3 separate regions of the Mus musculus genome follow, and all the other regions are linked to region 1. The links are chromatin loops, found by intact Hi-C in ENCODE. Cell type or tissue: left cerebral cortex. All regions are shown on one strand.

Region 1 (2,500 bases):
CTATAGAATGGCAGATAACCCTCAATTTACAAGGCTATTTACTACTGAATTTTTCTGACTAGTAGTAATTATTTTAAAAATAAAATATGTTGATGATGTTATCTAGTTCACCTTCTTCCTTCTTCTTTGACTGAATAACTGGAATATAAGTTCAGATTGGTAATTGTGATCAGTGGTGATAAGAATGAGTCTAGATCTTTTCCCGAAGTCTTTCCTCATCAGCCTCTCTTTGAAGACTGCCTGGACATGTGATGCCTGTGATGTCTGGATTGCCATTTTAAATGTTTCCCTGTACATTGTAGACACTGTGCTACATTAAAAGAGCAGGATGGGAGGAACCTATTACCCACCCCTTTACAAGTCAGGAAGGCTTGCTAGGAAGTGTGTTCTCTTGGGAGCTTTGAGGAGAAAGGAAGAGTCAGGGCATTCTTGTACAACGAGTAGAACCTTACTAGGCTCACACGATTAATAAGGTTCCTTGACAAATGTGCTAGAAAACCTCAGAGAACTGATCAAATGGCTTTGGGCCAAGAGAACTAGCCACATGAAGGTGGAAGGAAAAGAAAACCACAGATGGCTTACAAGGTGACTCATTTCTCCTACCCCATCCCATCTACTTTCTTTCTTTTTTTCTTTTTTTTTTTTTTTTAAGCATTTGGTCCTGAAATTTCAGAAAAAGTATTTAACCTCCATACTGAAGCAAGATTTTTTTTTTAAAACCACTATTGCCCGTTTTTACAGTCTTTCTCCATTGCCAGTGTCATCTTAATGACCTGTCTGGCCTCTACGGGTTGCCTTATTTTCTTGAGTCTAGATTTTTTCCCCACAGAATCCAGTAGCTGACACATTGAAATAGATACACACCAGAGCAGAATATTTGCCTCTTGCCTATGAGTTAAAAAAAAAATCCAAGAAACTCATGGATTTACAAAACCATAGCTCAGCTACGGTTGCTGTACACTGCACACTCCAACGCAGTAATTTGAATACGAAACTTTATTTACTGACTTGATCTTCAGCCAGAGTGGGCGCTTTGGTCCCTTGCAGAATTGCACGTGACTATTATTTCAATTATTTCATTCTATGGACAGGACATGTTTTTTTTTTTCTCACTGATAATTTTTGGTAACTTGAAGCCTTCATTGGATTTGATATCTGGAGCTTAGCCTCAGACTCATCATCTTAGGATACAATTAGCCCCTGCCCCTCACAACCCCATGCCCAGAACCCTTCCCAACCAGTCTGCTCTACTGGAACTAACTTCCCAGCAGCTTAAACCCTCTGAGGGCTAGGAGTGCAGTATCTCTTGGGGGTCCAGGTCTGACTTTGTTAGCACAGCACTCGTGCAGCCGCCAGGGGGACCCCGACCCTCCCAGGCTGCATCTGATAAGAAAGCATCCGAGGGGCGTGGAACCGAGGGGCCTATGGATCCTTCTTCCAGAAAATACAGAGTCCGCCGGGGATCCCCAGTTCTTATTGAGACAGGAGGGGCAGGTATCTCCCGTTCTGGAACTCGCGTCCGACGGTGATGAGAAGCGAGTGGGTGTGTCCGCTTCCGCCCGCTGGCCTTCAGATGAAGCAGATCGCCTGGAAGCGGTACTTTGTTCCCCAAATGGGTTTTGTATGGGCGCCATCCCGGCGCTAGAAGTACAACTTTGCAGCCAGGGCGCCGGGTAGCTGGGTTGGGGTCCGGGGGGAAGGGTGGGTCCTGCACGCAGCTCTTGCACAGCTTGGCGACTGGGCCGGCGGAGTTCCCACGGGTCGTGGGCGGCGGTGCGATTAGCACCGTCTGGGTCCCCGGCTGCTGGCGACGCTCCGGGAAGCCCGTCCCGCCCTCGCCCCCGATCCTCCTCTTGGCGGCTTCGGGGGCTAGAATTCATCAGGAACCAAGCCCAAAACTTTCCCTCGAGCCCCGCATTCCTTTTGTCTTTCTTGGCGGCGGCGGAGACGCCTTAGCTGCGATCTTTTGCCCTGGCCTCGGTCACCGGTACCCTAGAAGGATAGGGGCTGCGCTCGTCCGATGGCGGCGGCCGCGTCCCCCAGATGCGCGAGTCAGGGCGCCCGCACCCCGGCCTGACTCATCTTCCTTTGGTGACCGCACCGCGTCCTCAGCCGGAGCCCCACGGGGATGGGGAGTGAGACCGTGGCTGCCCGCAGCTGCCCAGATTCCTCCTGACGCCCCCGACCCCGCCGCCTCCCTCGCTGGTCCCCGGAGGCGCACGCTGTCGCGACAGCTGTGAGAGCGAAGAGCCCGGAGAGGCCACCGGAGCCCCGAGACCAGGCGCTCAGGACAGGTGAGTGGACCACCAGGGTGCTGCGGGGCGTGCAGAGGTGGGTGGGCGAGCCCTGCAGCTGTACCCCGGGTTTCTGAAACCCCTTCTCCTCCCCTCCGCTTTAGCCCGCAGAGTTAGGGGAAACAATGACTCCCAAAGTTTGGGGGAATGAACCAAGTCCTCCATCAGTTCCAGACTTCTTGGTCTCCAGAGTACAGGAGAGGTGG
Region 2 (2,500 bases), 400 kb after region 1:
GGTAGAAGTTCAAATTAAACACAGTGCCTAAAAATTATTTTTAAAATGTATCAGTATACCAAAACAATGAATGTAGGATTTTAATATAATCTACTCTCATGCCAACTTATATTACTATTCAAATTGTCATAGTTTCTTTGCTCAAAGGTATATAATGGTCAAGTCTGATCGTTCAGGTCCATAATTCCAGCTGCTCAGCAGACTTCAGAGAATCAGGCCTGCTTTAGCAGCTTGGTGAGGCTCTGTTGCAGAAACAAAAGTGAACAGAAGCCTGGACGTATGTAGAGCTCAGCGGTAAAGCTCTTCCCAAGCCCGTGGATCCAGGCCCTGGGTCCGGATCCGTGGTATTGCCCTCCCCCCTCCAAAAAAAGATAAATAATGATCCTTTCAACACCATATAAGGAAAGAATCAAAGTTAATGCTGGTTAACTTCCAAACACGTTCCCCATTTACTCGATGACCATTTTAATGCTCACCGTAACCGTCTTGGTGTGTCAATTTAACAGCTTTAACAGCCACCATTAATTCAGAACAGCTTAGTCTTTCAATAATAAAATGCTTCAGTCAACTGATAAGACTTTAAACATATGGCTGATATGCGCATTTTCACTGAAATTTGGGATGCTTCCTATGTCCCAGTGTAAATAATCAGATGCTGACCGTAAGTCCAGGTGAGACCCTTCCTTTATACTACCTGGGTTGGCATGTCATTAACGGCAATAAAAACCATGTGATAAGCAAGGCGTTGGGACTCACGCCACAGGTGACACAGGAGCCAGCATTCTGCTATGTCACTTCCTAGTACCATATATATATCCCAGGTTCTCCAGGCACCCAAGTAGCATTTACTAAACACCTCCCCCCCCCCAGAATGCTTCAAGCGTGACTTATAATTCTCACAATTTCTCCAAGTAGATCCTATGACCCTAGCATCGACGATGAGAACCACCACACCATCCTGATTACATTAACTGGGGATTACTGAGCACAAACTGGCATTAGAACTCCGCTTCTGCCTTCTAGTGTGGACTGAAGATCCTCCACAAGTCCTCCAGGCTTTTACCACCATACTGAGACTGCTAAGGCTTCTGGCCTTGTGGACTGGACAGCTTTTGGGTTCTTTGCATCTCTAGGGTGAAGGCAGCAATCAGTGATTTGTCTAGACCTTGATCATGTCAGCCAATCTATTGAATCTCGCTTTATCATTCTATCACTCTGTTCTACTATAGAACACTGATCTAATACAGATCCTAATATGTCTGAGCATCTCCACCTGTGCGCAAAGGGGATTCCCCGCTGATTTTTGGCATATAGTAGATACACCTGGAGAGTACCCTGGAGAGAGAGAGAGAGAGAGAGAGAGAGAGAGAGAGAGAGAGAGAGAGAACGCTGCACTTGTGTTATCATTATTCCTGCTCTTTACAGCAAATCTAAACTCCTGACAGTTGAAAAGGATAGGAGGCTGGGGGGAGGAGTGGTTGCCAGAAAGAGGAAGCCTCATCACCATGGAAACAGCTTGCTGGATTTCCACATTGGTCTTTGAGCACCAGGTGGTTCACAAATGGCCCAGAAGCAACTCAACTTCCATCAGGAAGAGAAAGCAGCATATGTTTTATCCACTGGCCCAGCACTCCTGAAAGATCCAGAGCTCTGGATGGTACTTAAAAATTGGGGGGGGGGGGAGGCTAATTTTTCCTTTAAATGATTAACCACAGCGTGTAGCAATGATGAAAGTCTTGGATGGCCCCTCCCCCTTCCAGAGCATAGCTTATTGCTAGACAAGCATGGTTCATCAGGGTTGTTATTTCTCCACAGTTTACCGCTTGCTTCAGCAAATGGGACAAAGACACTTCGCTGGAACTAAAGCACTCCAAGATTTCATGAAATAACTTATAAGGTTTATTATTTTTTTAATCTGGAATTTCTTGCTACTTTGACTATTATCATTATTATTATTACTGGTGTGTGACAAGTTTGCGGGAGTTGGTTCTTTCATTCCACCTTTACATTGGTTCTGGGGAGCAAAGTTAGCAAGCACCTGCAGCTACTGAGACATCTTGCTGGCCCTTTGCTGAAGTTGTAATAGTGATTGTTCCAGTTAAGATCTTTTAAATGGAAAATGTCTCCTTCTAAAATTAACTGCCCTTATTCTACTGTATGGCCAATTTCAGATGGAGTTCTTTGGGGTACAGCATGTACCCCTTTTGGTGAAAACATTTCAGTTAAAATTTAAATCAGGTATCAGGTGCCCCAACTACCTCTCAGTTTCTTCTCCTGTTGCTGTGATAAATAGCGTGACAAAAGCAACTTATGAGGGAATGAGTTTATTTTAGAGCACAGTTCAGAGTTTAGTCCATTATGGCAGTGGGAGTCAGGGCAGCAGGAGTTTGAAGTGGCTGTTTACACCCACACTGGAAAGAGCAATCAGCCTGTGCTTCACCCCGTTTTCTCCATTTGCACAGTCTAGAATCCAAGGCAAATGAAAGGTCCTGCCCACAGT
Region 3 (2,500 bases), 380 kb after region 1:
TACCATGCTCTGTAGCAGGTCTCAAAAACTTATACATACTGTCTAACTGAAGCTTTTCACCTTGCACCAGCATCTTCTACCCCCAAGCCCCTTCCATTCCATCCTCTGAGCATCTCCTCTCTCCTCTCTACTTCTATGACCTTGACATATTTTAGATCTCGGGTGTAAATGGGTTCTCTCAGTGCTTACAGCTCTGATTCTGGCTCATTTCACTTTTAAATTATATAACAATATTCTCTACGGTCTTCCATGGTTATAGTTTGGGTGCTAAATGTCCACCAAAAGTCTGTGTGTTGAAGGTCTGGCTCCCCTGTAGCATAGCTGGGTTCTGTTGGGATCCAGGGGCAGAGAGGCCTAAGGGAAGCCCTTAGCTCCCTAGGGGTGTGCTCTTGGGGGAGACTGCAGGACCTCAGTCTTTCCTTTCTTTTCTGCTTTCTTGGCACAAGATGAGCAGTTTACTTCACCCTGCACTTCCAGCATTGCCACACAGTACATCCAACAAGAGCCTCAATAAAATGACTATTAGACAGGACCCTCCAAAGCCACGAAGGAGAACCACCTGTTCTCATCATAAGCTATCATCTAGATTGTGTCCATTATATAAAAAAAGCTACCACATTCACATTGCTACAAACTTGAGAATGTGATCTTCCTAAGACTACATAATGTCCCACAGTGTATCTCTAGCTCAGTTTCTGTATCTGTCCATCCATCCACGGACAGACTCTCAGGTTGATTGCGCATGACTATTTCTGATTGATGCTCCAGTGAGCTTGGGAGTGAAGCTACCTCTTTAGCATGCTGCTTTCCTCTCTTTTGCACATATATCCACCGGCAGTGGGCTGTTTTAGCTTTGAGTCATGTCCATGCCCTTTCCATTAAGTCTGCATTCATTCGCATTCCCTATGACAATGTGCAGGTTTTTTTTTTCCTCTGCATCCTTAACACTTGTTATCCTTTGTCTTTTTAATAATGTCTCATTATGGCTGCAGCTTGCACCTCCTGGGTGAAGAACATTTCCTTCTATAACCATTGGCCATTTGTGTACCTTCTTTTCTGAAATAGCTATGTAGTGCCTTTACCTGGTTTTTTTTTTTAATTGTTAATTTTATATATTGCTACAACAAGGGCATATCGAGGTTATAAGGTTTGGCACATTTACCAAAGCAAGAATATCCTGGGTTCTGCGTCCTGATGAGCTGCTATGTGCCTCGTAATAAGTGGAGAAGTGATTCATTTGCAAAGTAGCAGGGGGTGAGTCACACCAACTACCTCTCATTTCCCAGACAAATGAAGATAAGTACATGGAGAATTCTATCGACAGCAGAGTGCTTTAAAAGGCATTATCCATGCAACTTCTACGCCCTGACGGTCCTACGTCCTGGACAAGCAGGCTGCCTGAGCAAAAGGAGACCTCAGACAACTGTCACCCCAGAAAGCAACGGAGACTGAAAGAATTTTAGGGTCTCACTGTGCTCTGTATCAAGGCCTTTCTTCCCTTTTACAGATGCTCATTGTGATGGTTTGTATATCCTTGGACCAGGGAGTGGCACCATTTGAAGGTGTGGCCTTGTTGAAATAGGTGTGACCTGGTTGGAATGGGTGTGTCACTGTGGGTGTGGGTATAAGATCCTCACCCTAGTTGCCTGGAAGTCTGTCTTCCACTAGCAGCCTTTGGATGAAGACATAGAACTCTCAGCTCCTCCTGCACCATGCCTGCCTGGATACTGCCATGCTCCCACCTTGATGATAATGGACTGAACCTCTGAACCTGTCAGCCAGCCCCAATTAAATGTTGTTTTTTATAAGATTTGCCTTGGTCATGGTGTCTGTTCACAGCAGTAAAACCCTAAGACACTCATAGTATGCTGACTGACTAATATTTTATTTCAGTTAATATCCATAATTTTCCAAAGGATGCTATTTGTGTGTGCATGTCTATGAGTAACAGTAGAATAGCCCTAAACTGCTACTCCAAAGGCCTGGAATAATTTTCTTTTGTAGTTGAAAACAAGATGAGTTCAGTGTGTGTGTGCGTGTGTGTGTGTGTGTGTGTGTGAGTGAGTGTGTGTGTGTGTGAGTGAGTGTGTGTGTGTGTGTGTGTGTGTGTGTGTGTGTGTGTGTGTGTATCTGCAAGCATGTAGAGATCAAAGAGCAATCCAAGTTATTGTTCTTCAGGAACTAGTTTTTATGGCAGGGGTTTCTCACTGGCATAGAACTCACTGAGACCAACTGGCCAGTAAGCTGACCACTGTTTCTCAACTCATTCAGTCTTTATAACCACACATCTCTACTTCTGACTTTTTAAAACATGGGTTATGGGTACTTAACTGGTGACTCTGAGACTTGACCTCAGTTCCTCATGCTTCCATACTGAGGAACTCTCAGCCAGGGGTTGCTATTTCTTAAGCTGTGAAGGTACCAGTCATCCAATGAGAAGTCGGTATAGATAAAACACTTGAGAGCTTCCAAGGTAAACAAGCTGTGCTTCCCTTACTGG

Evidence for each region. A loop is a pair of places that touch in the nucleus more often than their neighbours do. Peaks named below come from ENCODE experiments on the same cell type or tissue, not always from the same donor. Only the 100,000 strongest peaks of a DNase experiment are listed, where the experiment ranks them.
Region 2: it touches region 1 in a loop (5-fold over the local background); 24 of 42 quality-filtered maps call a loop at or near these places.
Region 3: a loop joins it to region 1, with 3 times the contacts of the local background. A loop is called at or near these places in 21 of 42 quality-filtered maps.

Annotation. Positions count from the first base shown.
Region 1 is chr10:26,077,932-26,080,431 of GRCm38, reverse strand. Tmem200a (transmembrane protein 200A) reads left to right here and starts at 1,469. Exons shown (of 3, transcript NM_001358814.1): 1 at 1,469-1,596; 2 at 2,113-2,294. Gm9767 (predicted gene 9767) reads right to left here and starts at 2,177. Exons shown (of 1, transcript NR_028030.2): 1 at 985-2,177. In left cerebral cortex, a CTCF peak has its summit at 1,353; DNase peaks (open chromatin) are centred at 1,035, 1,472, 1,730 and 2,143; H3K4me3 peaks cover 1,483 bases; H3K27ac peaks cover 1,381 bases.
Region 2 is chr10:25,677,086-25,679,585 of GRCm38, reverse strand. No RefSeq gene overlaps it. Among named protein-coding and RNA genes, the nearest start is that of Gm36543, 36 kb to the left of the region's middle. In left cerebral cortex, no CTCF peak of the experiment used is centred here; a DNase peak (open chromatin) is centred at 1,511.
Region 3 is chr10:25,694,743-25,697,242 of GRCm38, reverse strand. No RefSeq gene overlaps it. Among named protein-coding and RNA genes, the nearest start is that of Gm36543, 18 kb to the left of the region's middle. In left cerebral cortex, no CTCF peak of the experiment used is centred here; DNase peaks (open chromatin) are centred at 884 and 1,260.